3 separate regions of the Homo sapiens genome follow, and regions 2 and 3 are each linked to region 1. The links are chromatin contacts, found by Hi-C or POLR2A ChIA-PET in ENCODE. All regions are on one chromosome and are shown on one strand. Each heading gives the region's core, a stretch centred on a gene start or an enhancer-like site at or near the end of the contact. The rest is flanking DNA. Distances are from core to core; before and after follow the strand shown.

The links. A loop is a pair of places that touch in the nucleus more often than their neighbours do. ChIA-PET counts read pairs that join two places held with the same protein, here RNA polymerase II (POLR2A). Pooled maps may share reads with other maps.
Region 2: a map of B cell shows a loop between it and region 1 (28-fold over the local background). The contact joins the promoter of GNAZ here to the promoter of GUCD1 in region 1. A Hi-C loop is called at or near these places in 1 of 168 maps with a recorded cell type or tissue (B cell) and 4 of 50 pooled maps. POLR2A ChIA-PET finds 5 or more read pairs at or near these places in 1 of 52 experiments (activated B cell).
Region 3: a loop to region 1 is called in a pooled map, with 5 times the contacts of the local background. The contact joins the enhancer-like site here to the promoter of GUCD1 in region 1. A Hi-C loop is called at or near these places in 2 of 50 pooled maps.

What each region holds. Positions count from the first base shown.
Region 1 is chr22:24,552,829-24,557,027 of GRCh38, reverse strand. It overlaps GUCD1 (guanylyl cyclase domain containing 1), which reads left to right and starts at 1,890. Exons shown (of 6, transcript NM_001284254.2): 1 at 1,890-2,079. The coding sequence starts at 2,037. It overlaps SNRPD3 (small nuclear ribonucleoprotein D3 polypeptide), which reads right to left and starts at 1,029. Exons shown (of 4, transcript NM_004175.5): 1 at 957-1,029. RefSeq lists an enhancer at 1,222-1,321 and a silencer at 1,782-2,141.
Region 2 is chr22:23,068,494-23,072,692 of GRCh38, reverse strand. GNAZ (G protein subunit alpha z) reads right to left here and starts at 2,174. Exons shown (of 3, transcript NM_002073.4): 1 at 2,123-2,174. All of the region lies in intron 4 of RSPH14 (radial spoke head 14 homolog), which reads left to right. RefSeq lists enhancers at 1-592, 593-1,473 and silencers at 2,080-2,219, 2,360-2,499.
Region 3 is chr22:25,655,141-25,659,339 of GRCh38, reverse strand. The region is part of intron 3 of GRK3 (G protein-coupled receptor kinase 3); the gene reads right to left. Among named protein-coding and RNA genes, the nearest start is that of MYO18B, 85 kb to the left of the region's middle. Within about 2 kb of position 2,344, at least 3 of the 41 ENCODE cell types and tissues checked have a DNase peak (open chromatin) inside an H3K27ac peak, as active enhancers do.

The DNA of each region.
Region 1 (4,199 bases), core at 641-3,140:
GTACTTTTAATTCAGCCCTTTAACCCTTCACTTATTTTACTATCAAGGATATTGAGAAAATATCAAAGTGACAACGTGCTATATGCAGGAAATGCTTGTCATGGAGGAAAATCAGGGAAAGCACCTGACTTGACCTAATCAAAAGCATCAAGCAGTGAACTTTTTATTGAGATGAGCAACAACTCTAAGTTTCAACTTAAGCGTACCTAAGACAGGAGAACATGAGGTTGAAAGGACAGGCTCCTTTGGTGAGGATCCCTGGCTTTCAGCCTTAGGAGTCTAGATTTTATGCTGAAGGTAGTGGAGAACCACTGCAGAATTATATGTAAAGAATGACGCAATGAAAAGATAGCAGCATTTATTTACAAAATGGATAGAACGTAAGGTTTAGAAGCAGAGAAACTTGTTAAAACTTCTGCAACAGTTAAAACTGCTGCAACAGTGTGGAAAGCATGAGGGGACCATTGCCTGAAAGGGGACTGGGGCAGAGATACAAAGAACTTTTTAAAAAATGACCGGCTGGGCGCGGTGGCTCACGCCTGTAATCCCAGCACTTTGGAAGGCCGAGGCCGGTGGATCCCTTGAGCCCAGGAGTTCGAGACCAGCCAGGGCAACATGGTGAAACCCCGTCTCTACTTAAAAAAAAAAAAACAAAAAAAAACTCATAGGATTTGGGGGAAGGAGATAGTCAATCAGAAATGACTTCGAGATTACTGCCTGGAAGCTTTGAAAAACACTCACCTGGAGAGATACAGAATGTGAGAAGCATGCACGTTGAGGGGAAAGCTAATGAACTTACTTCCAGGAGCTAGTGAGGCGACGCTGATGTTTGGGTGGCCCAAGCTTCCCGCTTTCTTCCCTCCCCGAGCCCCGCAGAGTTCCATGCAGCAAGTCTTTCTCCAGCCCCTGGCCCCTCACAGGCGCCTCGACCTCCCCTCGCCCGTCCCCAGCCTCACCGGCTCTGGCCTACTTTTCTTCTCTTCGGTCCGCTGCGAAAGATGCTACGGCGAAGGCGTGAGTCAAGCGAATGGCGGGCCTAACACCCAGAATTCCACTCTTTCCCAAAATGCTGCGCGCAGGGCCCGCCTCCTTCCTTTCCCCAGTGTTGAGCGCGGTCTCGCCTCCGCTTCCTCCTCACTCCGCCTGCCGGCTGGGAAACTAGGGCACCAGTACGATAGTTCCGGCACCGGAAAAGAGGGCTGATGACTGGGCCCGGGGGCCGCCGCAACGACCCTTGGGGCCGGCAAAGAGCCAGAGAGGGTGCTCACACTTCCAAGCACCCCACACCAAGGACAGGCTGGACGGCAAGGCGGAGACGCGGGGCTTGGGCCCTCAGACCGGGGACAGCAGGAGGTTGGGCCAAGGGCCAGGACTTCCCGTCACAATTTCATTTGTTGATCCCGGCACCGCCAGGTAAGGGGGGCCCTGAGTGAGGCTAGGTATCTGGTACGGATAAAGTTAGGTATAGAGTAGAGCGGCTGCCCGCTCAGGGTTATCCCTAAAGACAGTTGGAGGAGAGTTGCTTGGGGCCTCGGGGATGCACTGGGCGGGATCAGGGCTTACACCTAGGACTGGCAAAAGAGCGGGACCCGGCAGAGGCGGGGCTTGCCGAAGGGACGAGCCTCTATTCAGGAAATGCACGAGCTTTGGGGCGGGGCTCAAAGAAAGGGGCGGGGCTTCCGGGGCCCGCGTCCTGGTGAGCTGCGCGTCTGCGCGAGGATTGGGCGAGAGGGTGGGGCCACTCAACGCTGAGGCGGCGAATGGCCGGAGCAGACTTAAATCAAGAGGCTGGGGACCTCTAAGATCAAAGTTTGGGGCGGGGCCTAAGGAGGGGGCGGGGCCTCCAGATTCGAGACCTGGAAGGGCTGGGGCGGCGCTTGGGGCGGCCCAGCCGCCGCCTCCCGTTCTCTCCTCCGCAGCGGCGGCGGTGGCGGAGAAGGAACTCGACACGCACCGACCGCCCTCCCGCCCCAGCCGAAGCGGAAGCTGTAGCCCGCTCTGGGCCGGGGCCATGGGCGCCCCGCGCCGCCCGGGTCATGAGGACGGAGGCGGAGGCAGCGGGGCCGCCGCTCGAGCCCGGTCAGTGCCTCTCTGTGGGCCCAGTCTTCACCCTAGGAACGAAAGGGACCCCTCCCTAGCGCGGGGCAGGGTCCAGTCGCGCGACCTTGGGCCGACTCCCGCCTCGCCCCCACACCCGCCTGGTTCCAGTCAGTGGGGGTTTCCTGACACTCGCAGGATTGCGACCCTTGTCAGCATGGTGGGAAGGTCCGGGTAGCAGGGGCACCACCTTCCCCAGAAGCGAAAAGTCCTGCTGGAGCCGCCTTGGGAGCTCCCATGCCTTGGGAAACCGTGGAGGACTGAGGCTGGGAAGGGCAGGAAACTGGCCGAGAGCACCGAGCAATGGAAGGGCCAGTGCCCTGGCCTCCGAGACTCGGCGTTTTGTCTTGCTCTTGTTCTTCACTTTCGTTCTCTCTGCCACGCGGTAGCCTGAGCCCCTTTGGGGCGGAGACCCGGACTGGTATTCAATGTCTTGGCCGTTAGTTTGCTTGCCCAAGACGTAGGGGAGGGGGAAGACGTGATTCCTGTCCTGCTGAAGGCGCGGGGTTGATGACAAACGGAGTTCTAGCTAGTAAACTCTGAAGTGAAGTGCCAACTGTGGAAGAGGTCAACAGCATGTGGGACCCTGACCTTCAGGTGTCACTCCCAGGGAGTGTTCCCTTTTGTGTCTGCTGTGTGGAGTTGGTGGGGGATTTACAACCCTCCTCCTCCAGTTGTCTAGCCCTGTGGTCTGAGACAAGATACTTGCCTTTCCTGAGCCTCAGAGGAGGAATGGCTTACATTCACAGGGAGTGTTCTATGAGGCAGGCGCGCGCTGCGTGCAGTTGTTTACATGCAGTGCCTCATTAATCCTCATAACGAACCAGTGAAGTAGGTGCCCACTGTGATTTGCACTTTTGCAGCTGAGCAGACTGAGTCTGAGATGGGTTAAGTATTAAAGGCTAGTGCACTGCTTGCCTTCCTTAGTGACAGCCACTAACTGAGCTCAGGCCAGGGCCTTCCAGGCAGCCCTTTGGCTCCAGGCAGCAACGTCTGGCTGTGGCTTTGTGTTTAGAAGGCTAAAGCTGTTATGGGGACAGATGCCAAGGCCTCGCCTAACCTTATCACCCCCAACATGAGCACCTCTAGGTCCGATCCGCCCTTGCCGAGGCTGGAGATGGCCCTGTGGGGCCTGCCAGGCCTCAGGATCAAGGAGTTCTAGAGCGCAGGGCAAGAGGAGGAGGCGCAGCTGAGTCTCTGAGAGAGAGCTGCTGTCTTGTGCCACATTTTATAGCTGGACATGGAAAGGCATGGACAGTCATAGCCTGGCAGAAGATAGCCCAGCTAGTCAGTGTCACAGCCCAAGCCACAGAGTAAGGAGGGAGCCTCACACAGAGGGCTGTAGTCTGGAAGCCTGGGGGAGGAGGGGTGCAGAGCAGGGAAGTGACAAGTAGGCCTGGGCATCTCAAGGTATGAGGTCTTTTTGGAAAACGCCTTCCATTCCCCAAGCATATCTAAGTGCCTACTCTGGGCTGAGGGTTGGAAGGAGGCAAATGCAACCTCATCCCCATCTGCCACTGAAGAATTCTCATTGCCTCTTTAAGGACTCCATATTGAGGGGCCCTGAGAGTGAGAGGGATTAGAGCATGGAGACAACATTAACATTTCAGACTAAGGCTCATCAGCTATCATTAGTGATAGTGTAGTTTATGTGTGGCCCAAGACAATTCTTCCAGTGTGGCCCAGGGAAGCCAAAAGATTGGACACTCCTAGACTAAGGGATGTGCAAGAGCAAAAGCTGGGGAGGAAACAGTATGAGTAGAGAAAAACAAAAAGGCAGTGTGTGGCTGCTGTGAGGGGTTCTTGAACAGGCAGGCATTCACCGTGACAGCACAACATCCTGCATAGAGCTCTCCCACTGCTCAGCTCTTTATGAGTCCCTAGGGGTCAGGGCTTGGGTGGGTCTTTAGTTACCTTTGTGTCCCCAGAGCCTAGCAAACAGTGAGGGCTTATTTTATTTTTAATTATCTGGGTGTGGTAGCGTGTGCCCATAGTTCCAGCTGCTCAGGAGGCTAAGGTCAGAGGATCCCTTGAGCCTGGGAGTTCAGGGCTGCAGTGAGCTCTGGTCACACCACTGCACTCCAGCCTGGGCGACAGAGTGA
Region 2 (4,199 bases), core at 925-3,424, 1.5 Mb after region 1:
CAGCAGCTCACCCTGCTCAGCACAGACTGCACACCCCACGAGGGCAGGCCCTGTTCTCGCTGCATCAACCTGGGCCTTGGCCAAAGCCAAGTGTGTGTTGGGTGGGGAGGGTAGGCACACTACAAAGATGAGTAACAAACAGCCCCTTCAGAGGGAGAGCAAAAACATCCCCAGAAATGAGGGAGCTGACTTAGGGGGGAAAGTGACACCAATTTCCGAGGGGGAGAAATTATGTCTTATTCACCTCCTGTCTCAGAAAATCAACGTCAGTTAGAGGAACACACAGGAAGACTTTTAAACCAGATGCCAGCATCTCCTCATTCCTAGAGAATGAGGCTTGCTCAAGGCGCATATTTTATCCAAGCACCGCCAGGCCATCCACACCCCCACTGCACCCCGTAGATGGATGCTCCCAGGCTGCCACGATTACTGCTCTCAAACATCCACATCCCAGAGGCACAGAGTCACTAGCTAAGCATCATCCCCGAAACAGGCAACTCAATCCTAACAAGGGGGTTGCCTGGGTGGTTACCCAGTGCCCTGGCTGTGCCCGAGGGAGAAGTGCCTGGAAGCACAGTCTCAGACTGCAAGGAGCCTTCCCCAGTCTTTAAAGCTAGCTCTTCTCCAGGCCCACCCCAGCTCATGGGGTCATGGAACTGCTTCGCTTTTACAGATGAGGAAGCCGTGGTCTCCACCATAGCCACAGTTAACCAGCAGTGGGGTCATTCCACTTCCCAGCTCCCTCAGCCCCGTGCAGCCCCCACCGGCCTTTCCCGCCATACCTCCTCCTACTCCCCAGGCATGCTAAGTGCTCCCATCAGACCTAACTGCCCAAGTGCCTCGGTCTATTCTCTCCTCTCTGCCCACAATGCCCAGCTTAGCTGTGCCCATGTCCTTCAAGCTCCAGTTCAAATGTCATGTTGCCCACGAGCTCACCTGACCCCCCAGCCCAGGACACCACTCTGAGGTCCCTCCCGAGGCCCCTGCACCTGCACTCAAGCGGGGTTGGTCGAGTAGAGACGTTTTCCCCTATGCGGTGGTCAATCAGTCCTGGGAGGGCAGGCCCAGTCCACTCCCACCCGGTGCACCCCAGCGTCAAGCTCTGGGGGAGTGACCACTCAATAAATATTTGCTTAATTGAATTTGGCCAAGGAGCCTTCTCCAGAGAGCTCAATCCCCAGGGCAGGGAAATCACTTGGGCAGAAAGGAGCCGGTCAGGGGCTCAGCTGTCTCCCCAAGCAAGACAGACCTCTCTACCAGGCGGGTCCCTCCACCCCAACACGGACTACGCGGAACGCTGGTCTCGCTTGGCATCATCCTCTTGTCTCAGTTAACAGGAGCCCCCATTCTCGGCCTAGGCCGAATCCTGCCATCATCACCCAGGAAGGCTCAGCACCGCCCTAAAGGCAGAGCCCCCTCGGATCGCCCGCAGGATACGGAGCGCCAGCCCTGAGGCCCTCACTCCCCTCCCCCAAACACCCCCACCGCCTTTTAAGGGAAAAAATATTGAGCCGGGAACGTATTACAATCGCAGCAGGTCGATACTCATCTCTTCCTCTAAATGCCTGTGAGGAACCTGCTCGCTGCAAGAGCAGTGACCGAGAACTGCTAGCTGTCCGTCTGCGGGCCCAGGTCCTCGGGCCCAGGCCTCTGGGGCCCTCTCCTCGGTTTCAGGCAAGGCCCTGCATCGGCTCCGGCCGCCCCTCCCTGATCCTCCCCCTAGGGAGACCCGCCTCAGCGCCGCTCCCGCAGCTCGCCTGGCCCGCCCGGGCTCCGCATCAGCCGCTGCTTGGGGGCGCCCGGCGGCCCCGCGCGGCATCCCCGGCGCCCTCTGTCCACCCTCCCGGGTCCTCAACCGCCCCCTCCCGCGGGGTCATCGGCTTGGCGGCGCATCCCTCCCCCAGCACCTGCCCGACCAGAGGCCGCCCCCTGCCCACCTCGCAGGCGTCCCCGCCCTTGGTGTCCCCCACCCCTGAGGGGCATCCCTGACGCTGCGTCCTGGCGGATCCGGGGCACAAAGGCCTGGGAAGAGTCCCAAGTGGGGGCAAGGTGGATGCCCCGGCCGTGCCCCCGACCCCTGAGGCTCAGCGGCGCGCGGCCGGCCGCGGGTCGGCTCACTCACCTCCGGGCCGCAGCACAGAGCATCTGCCGAGCTGCTCCGGGCAGGGCGGGGCGGGGCGGGGCGGCGAGCACGGGGCCGCGGCGCCCTCGTTCCGTACGACGCGGGCAGCGGCGCCCACGCGGGGACGTGACCGGACCGCGGGCGGCGCACACGCTCCGGCCGGCCTGGTTCCCTCCGCCCGCCCTCCCGCGCCGCCCGCCGCCCGCCGCCCGCCGCCAGTCCGCGGGTCCGCCCGCCCCGCGCCGCGCCGCCGCCGGCAGGGGGCGGAGCCGCGAGCGCAGCCCGTTGCCAGGCCAACCGCGGGCGGGGGGGTGCCGCGCGCCCGCCGGGCACCACGCGCCGGGCACCTCCGCCCCGCCACGAGCGCCGGCCCTCTGTCCATTGGGCACAGGCAGCTGACGGACGGGCCAGTAGCCCAATGGGGACGGACAGGGGCGGGGTCGCAGCTCCGCGCGCGCCGCAGTCCCGCAAGAGCTCCCCGCGCCGGCGTTCCACCGACTCCGCTGCGCTGAGGCCTGGTAGCCGAGCCCCAGGGGCCACCTCTGGCAGCCCGGGAAACCAAGCCTGAGCCCAGCCATGGTCCTGGCCCTCTTTACTGCAGCCAGTCCCGGCTCGCCTTCTCTCCACTCGGGTTCAAACCCAGTTCGGCCTCTTGTGAGCTCTACGTCCTTGGGCAACCGACTGACCTCTCTCAGCCTTTCTGTTTGCAAAGTGGGGCTAGTGGCACCTGCTTTCCTGGATTGTCTCACCAATCCTTCAGAACGTGTGAAAGGCCTATGCAAACCCTAACGATTTACACCGGTGAGGTTTGTGCAGCGATGGGAGGGAGCATTAGTCATCTCTGCCGCCGCCCCCCGCCGCCACCGCCCAGTGTCTAGGGGCTCTTTGGCGTCCCTGGCAATCCTGGCACACGGAAGGGTGGCCTTGGGAGGGAAGGAAGGGAGAAGGACCGAGGAGCTGGCCCCCAGCCCAGACAAGCGTGAGAGAGCCAGTTCAGTTAAGGCCACTGATTGGCGCTTTTGGGAAGCTGGTGGAAAGCATCAGACCCTCAGCAAAACGCAGCTGAACCCAGGCTGCAAAATTCTGTTTTCAATTTCAAAGCCTATCTGTGGACCTCAGGGCCAGGAGTCCCTCAGTTCCATGCTTAAAAGACTCTCAAGCCAGAGGGCCAAGACATGAATGCTCCTGTCTCTCTTCTCCATCTTTGTAAATCTGAAGCTTTGTGTATCCTAGAGCATCCCTGACAAAGTGCAAATGCCTTCCCAGCTAACGCGTTCCTTATCACCTCACACCTTTGTAAGGTGTGGATCATGCCATTCTTTGAGCAGCAGCCCTGGACCTGACCATGGCAGAGGTCCATGGAGCGGTCTCTCCATCATAGCTCTGTGGTGGAGGGGCAGGGGCATGTGCCTGGCTTTGCCAGCTGGACACTGTGGCATCTCAGCATCATCCCATAACCTCCCTAGGAATGTTTCCTCTTCTGTGAGATGGAGACCATTGCGTTACGTACCTGCAGGGTCATGGGCCACCTGTGAGGGTGCTGCCTCAACTGTCAGGAACAGGACGTATATTTGTTATGGGCATCATGGAGGCGAACTTAGTGCTCACTGGAGGTGTCCAGTGAGGACCAAGGGAATTCAGCCAATGGCTGAGGGGCTAGCTACCCTTTGTGCTTGCCTTCCACACCACCAGGCTGTGTCAGGCTGGACCTCTTGCCAGGAGGACCACACAGAGACCGGCAGCTGTGCTACCTGGCTGAGCCTCTGTTTCCTCTTCTGTCAAAAGGGAATGTAACAGACTGTGGTCAGAGGGTGGCTCTGAGGGTTAATGTTTATAGGAAATGCATATTAGCATGTCTTGGGATAGCCAGAGGCTGTTTCCACTGCAGAGTCTGGGGGTCAGAGTTGAATTGTTTGCAGAGGTAAGCCCACATGCAACAGTGAGATGGCCCTTTCCAGTGGTCCAGAGCAGAGGCTAGCCTGCGGAGGGGTCCACTGGGGCTGGCTGACACCTCCCTGACTTGACCTCAAAGTAAGAGAGGGACATCTCACCTGGCATCAAACCAATATTGTATTCA
Region 3 (4,199 bases), core at 1,095-3,594, 1.1 Mb before region 1:
AGTGAAGTCATCTCTGTCTGGCCCAATCCAAGGCTCTCTCTTTTGTCCTTCACCTTATTGACTTCTCAGCAGCATTCAAATCAGTTGTCCACTGATGCCTTCTTTGAAATATTCTTCTCTGACTTCTGTGACCTATCCTCTCCAGGCTTCTCTTTCTTGGTCTCCTTTGGTAGTTCCTCTCCTCTGCTTGACTTCCAAATCCTGAACTGCCTCAGAGCATGGTGCTGGGGGCACCCCTTCTTCACCAGCTAAGTTCTCCCTAGGTAAAGCTATGTAGTCCCACAGTTTCAAATATCAATTATATTCTGATGACTAAGTCTGGATCTCTAGGACTCCTGAGCTCCAGATTCTAAATATCTAACTATCTATTTGACATTTTCAGTTGAATATCTAGAAAGCATCTCAAATTTAACACATCTAAATGAAACCCTTAACTTCCACATCCTCTGTACTCCAGCCAAACGGGCTCCTCTCCCAGTCTTCTTTATCAAAAAAATGAGTAAAATCATCCTCCCAGTTGCTTAAGCCAAAAAATGAATAATCATAGTGATTCCACTCTTTCGCCACGCCCCTGCCACCACCACCCCCTACATCCAATTCATCAGCAAATCACGTTTGCTTTATATTCAAAATATAACACAAACTCAGGCTCTGCTTCTGGTCAGAACCAATTAATTCCTAACAGAACAATCCTCCTGAGATAACAACTAAAATTCTGGACACATAGACAATAAGCACTGAAGAGTGACCAAAGGAACACAGAGAATGGAAAAGGGCATCCAACAGAAACTGTAAGAAAATAAAGAGCCACAGAAGGAAAGCTCCAAAATTCTATGTATAAATCCAGTCAAAATCCCTGGTGGGCCCCATAATGACACATGAGCATGACAGACCCTAAGCAGCCTAGCTGAGCCTTAAAGAACTGAACAAGATTCATCTTCCACCACTGCAGAGAGGACAGGGCTCAGAGTTTGAGTAAGCCAAGTTAACTGTATTCTTCAACGAACAGATGAAAAAATCCATACACCTTGGAGGAGCATAACAGAGTTTAGAGTATCCACAATGTATCAATCACATGTTCAAGATACAAGCTAAAATTATTCTACAGATGAAGAAACAGAAAATGTGACCCATATGCAAGAGGACAAACCATCAATGAAAACCAATCCAAGATAGCCCAAATGTTAGAATTATCAGACAAGGATTTTAAAGCAGCTATTATAACTGGACATAACAGAAAGGATGTTAACAGAAAATATTCATGTAACGAATAAAAAGATAGGAAATAGCAGCAGAAAATAACTATGAAAAGAACCAGATAAAAATGTCAGAAGTAAAAAATAGAGTATCTGAAAAAAACATTCAATGGAATGGCAGATTAGAGATGCCAAAAGAAAATGCCAATAAATTTGAAGACAAATCCACAGGAAGTATCCAATCTAAAGAAAAGAAAGAAAAAATATTGGGGGAAAACTCAGACAGGGCATCCAGGATATATAGGACAGATAATATCCAAATATCAAATATATATATAATCAGTCTTAAAAGGAGAGGAAAGAAAGATTGAGGTAGAAAAATAATCCTTTAAGAAGTAATGGCCCCTAATTTTCCCAGATTTGGTAAAAAATATATATATAAATTTACAGATTCAAGAAACTCAGCAAACTCCACAAAGGATAAATACAATATCTAAAATTACTTCACTAAAAAGCAGAGGCTGTCAGAATGAGGGAAAAAAATAATCAAGACACTTTTATATCTGTCTAAAAGAAACACACTTTATATATAAAAACAAATTGATAGTAGAACGATGGGAAAAGATACCTCATGAAAATAGTAAGCATAAGACTGAAGTGTCTACATCTGTATTAATATCCAGTGAAGTCAATTTCAAGACAAAGAATATTACCAGAGATAGACACATTTCATATGGAAAGACACAACAATCAAAAATGTTTCTGTACTCAATAGCAGAGCTTCAAAAATTATGGAGAAAATGGACAAAATAAAAGAAGAAACAGACATTCTACAATCATAGTTGAAAATTTTAACACCCTTTTCTCAGCAATTGATAGAACAACTAGATATAAAATCAAAAGAGATGTAGAAGGTATCATATCAACTACCTTGACCTAACTGATACTTATAAAACATGACACCTAATACTCCTCTGTTTTAATTTTTCCACGGGCATTAGAATAAAATGTAAATGTGTTACTCTGGCCCCAAACACTCTGCCTCTCTCTTCAACCTGATCTTATCTCACACTACCTGCCCCTCTCTTCATGCAGTACAACCAGACCACACTAGTCCTGTTTCAGTTCCCCAAACATGCCCAGTTCTTTCCTACCATGTTAGGGGCTCTGTCTTGGCCACAACTTTAGCCTAAAATGCTCTCCCCCTCACCAAGCTTCCATCTTCAAAAGACCAGCCTCTTTAACATTCAAACCTGGGTTTAGATGTCATCTCCTCAGACAGTCTTTGACCCATCAATCTAAAGTGGTCACCAAGTCACAATACAACATGCTGAGTTTTGAGTAGGTTTTGAGTCATTACATAGCAGTTTTTACTTCCAGGTACATTTCCTGTTTATTATTTGTTTCTTGTCTGTTTCTCTCAACCAGAATACAAGCTCAAAGAGATAAGTTCTTTGTATCTGTTCATCTGAACAGTGTCTGGCATAATGTTGGTGTTTAATAAATATTGGTTATGCCAGGAGTAGTAGTAGCTCATGCCTATAATCCCAGCACTTTGGGAGGCTATGGGGGGAGGATCACTTAAGGCCAGAAATTCAAGACCAGCCTGGGCAACACAGTGAGACCTCATCTCTACAAAAATTTTTAAAATTAAAAAAAAAGTATCTGGGTGTGGTGGTACACCCTGTTATCTAAGCTACTCAGGAGGCTGAGGCAGGAGGATCACTTGAGCCCAGGAGTTCAAGACTAGAGGGAGCCATGATTGCACCACTGCACCCCAGCCTGGGTGACAGAGTGAGACCCTGTCTCAAAATTTAAAAAATAATAAATAAATATTGGTTGAATCAGTGAAAAAATCTATATAGTAACTTTACCTTGGAATAATATTTATTTTCTCTTTCCCATTATTTATTTTTAAATCTAGGCATAATGTACATATTTCTATAAGCTGCCTCAAAATCTAACTGGAATAAGAAGTATATAAATCAACACACAGAGCAGTAGCTGTGGGGCATCACTGTTCTATGTGTGTTGTGTATACACACAACCACCCTACAAGACAGGTACTATAATCATTCCAGTTCTTAGCTAAGGAAACCCAGGTAGAGAAAAGCTTTCCCAAGTTTACACAACTAGTAAGCAGTAGAGTTGAAATCCAGGCAGTCAGAGTTCAGCACTAGAACTTTCAACCACTATGCTGCACGTAACGGAACAGCATATTATAGACACTATGGTTTAGAAAGCAATTGTTCATCTGGTGTCCTATTTGAAACTCACAGTTAGCCTGTGAAGTAAGCAGAAGACGATCACTAGCCTCACTTTATAGATGAGGTAACTGAAGTTCAGATATGAAGCCCTCATACTATGACAGCCTCAAGTACAGGGACAGTGTCTGCATTTGTAAGCTCAGGGTCTGACATAAGGTAGATACTTCAGGGTTTGCTGAATGACTTGCCCCATATCCCACAGCAAGTAAGAGGCACCGTTGCACCTAGATCCTAGCTAGGTCTTCTGCTGATGAGTCAAATAATGGTCCAGATGAAAATGCTGACCACACACACACAAGCAGCAGGCACATGGTAGGCATGACATGAGCATTAGACAACAAACAGTGTAAGAATCAGAGGAGTCAGCCATCACAGAAGACGGAAATAGCTGCACAAACAGACTTGCTAGAAAATGTAGAAATTTTCCATATTGAGCTAGACCTTAGAGAAAGCTAGGCTTTCAACAAGCGAAGCAGCAGCATTCTAGGCTGGGGAAAGGACACAGTAAAGTAACAAAAAGAATGGGCTTGGATTTGGGGAATGCTGGTTAGTCAGGTTTGGCCAACGTAGACATTCTATGTAAGAAGGTAGTGAAAACTAACAGGGAGAGGTAGGTAATAAGTAATGTAAAGATACTTTGAATGCCAGGATACGCAGTTAGAACTTTAACATGGGAAATGGGTAACTGTTTGGGGACACAGGAAAGTGGAAATACAATGTACAAAATGTACATTTC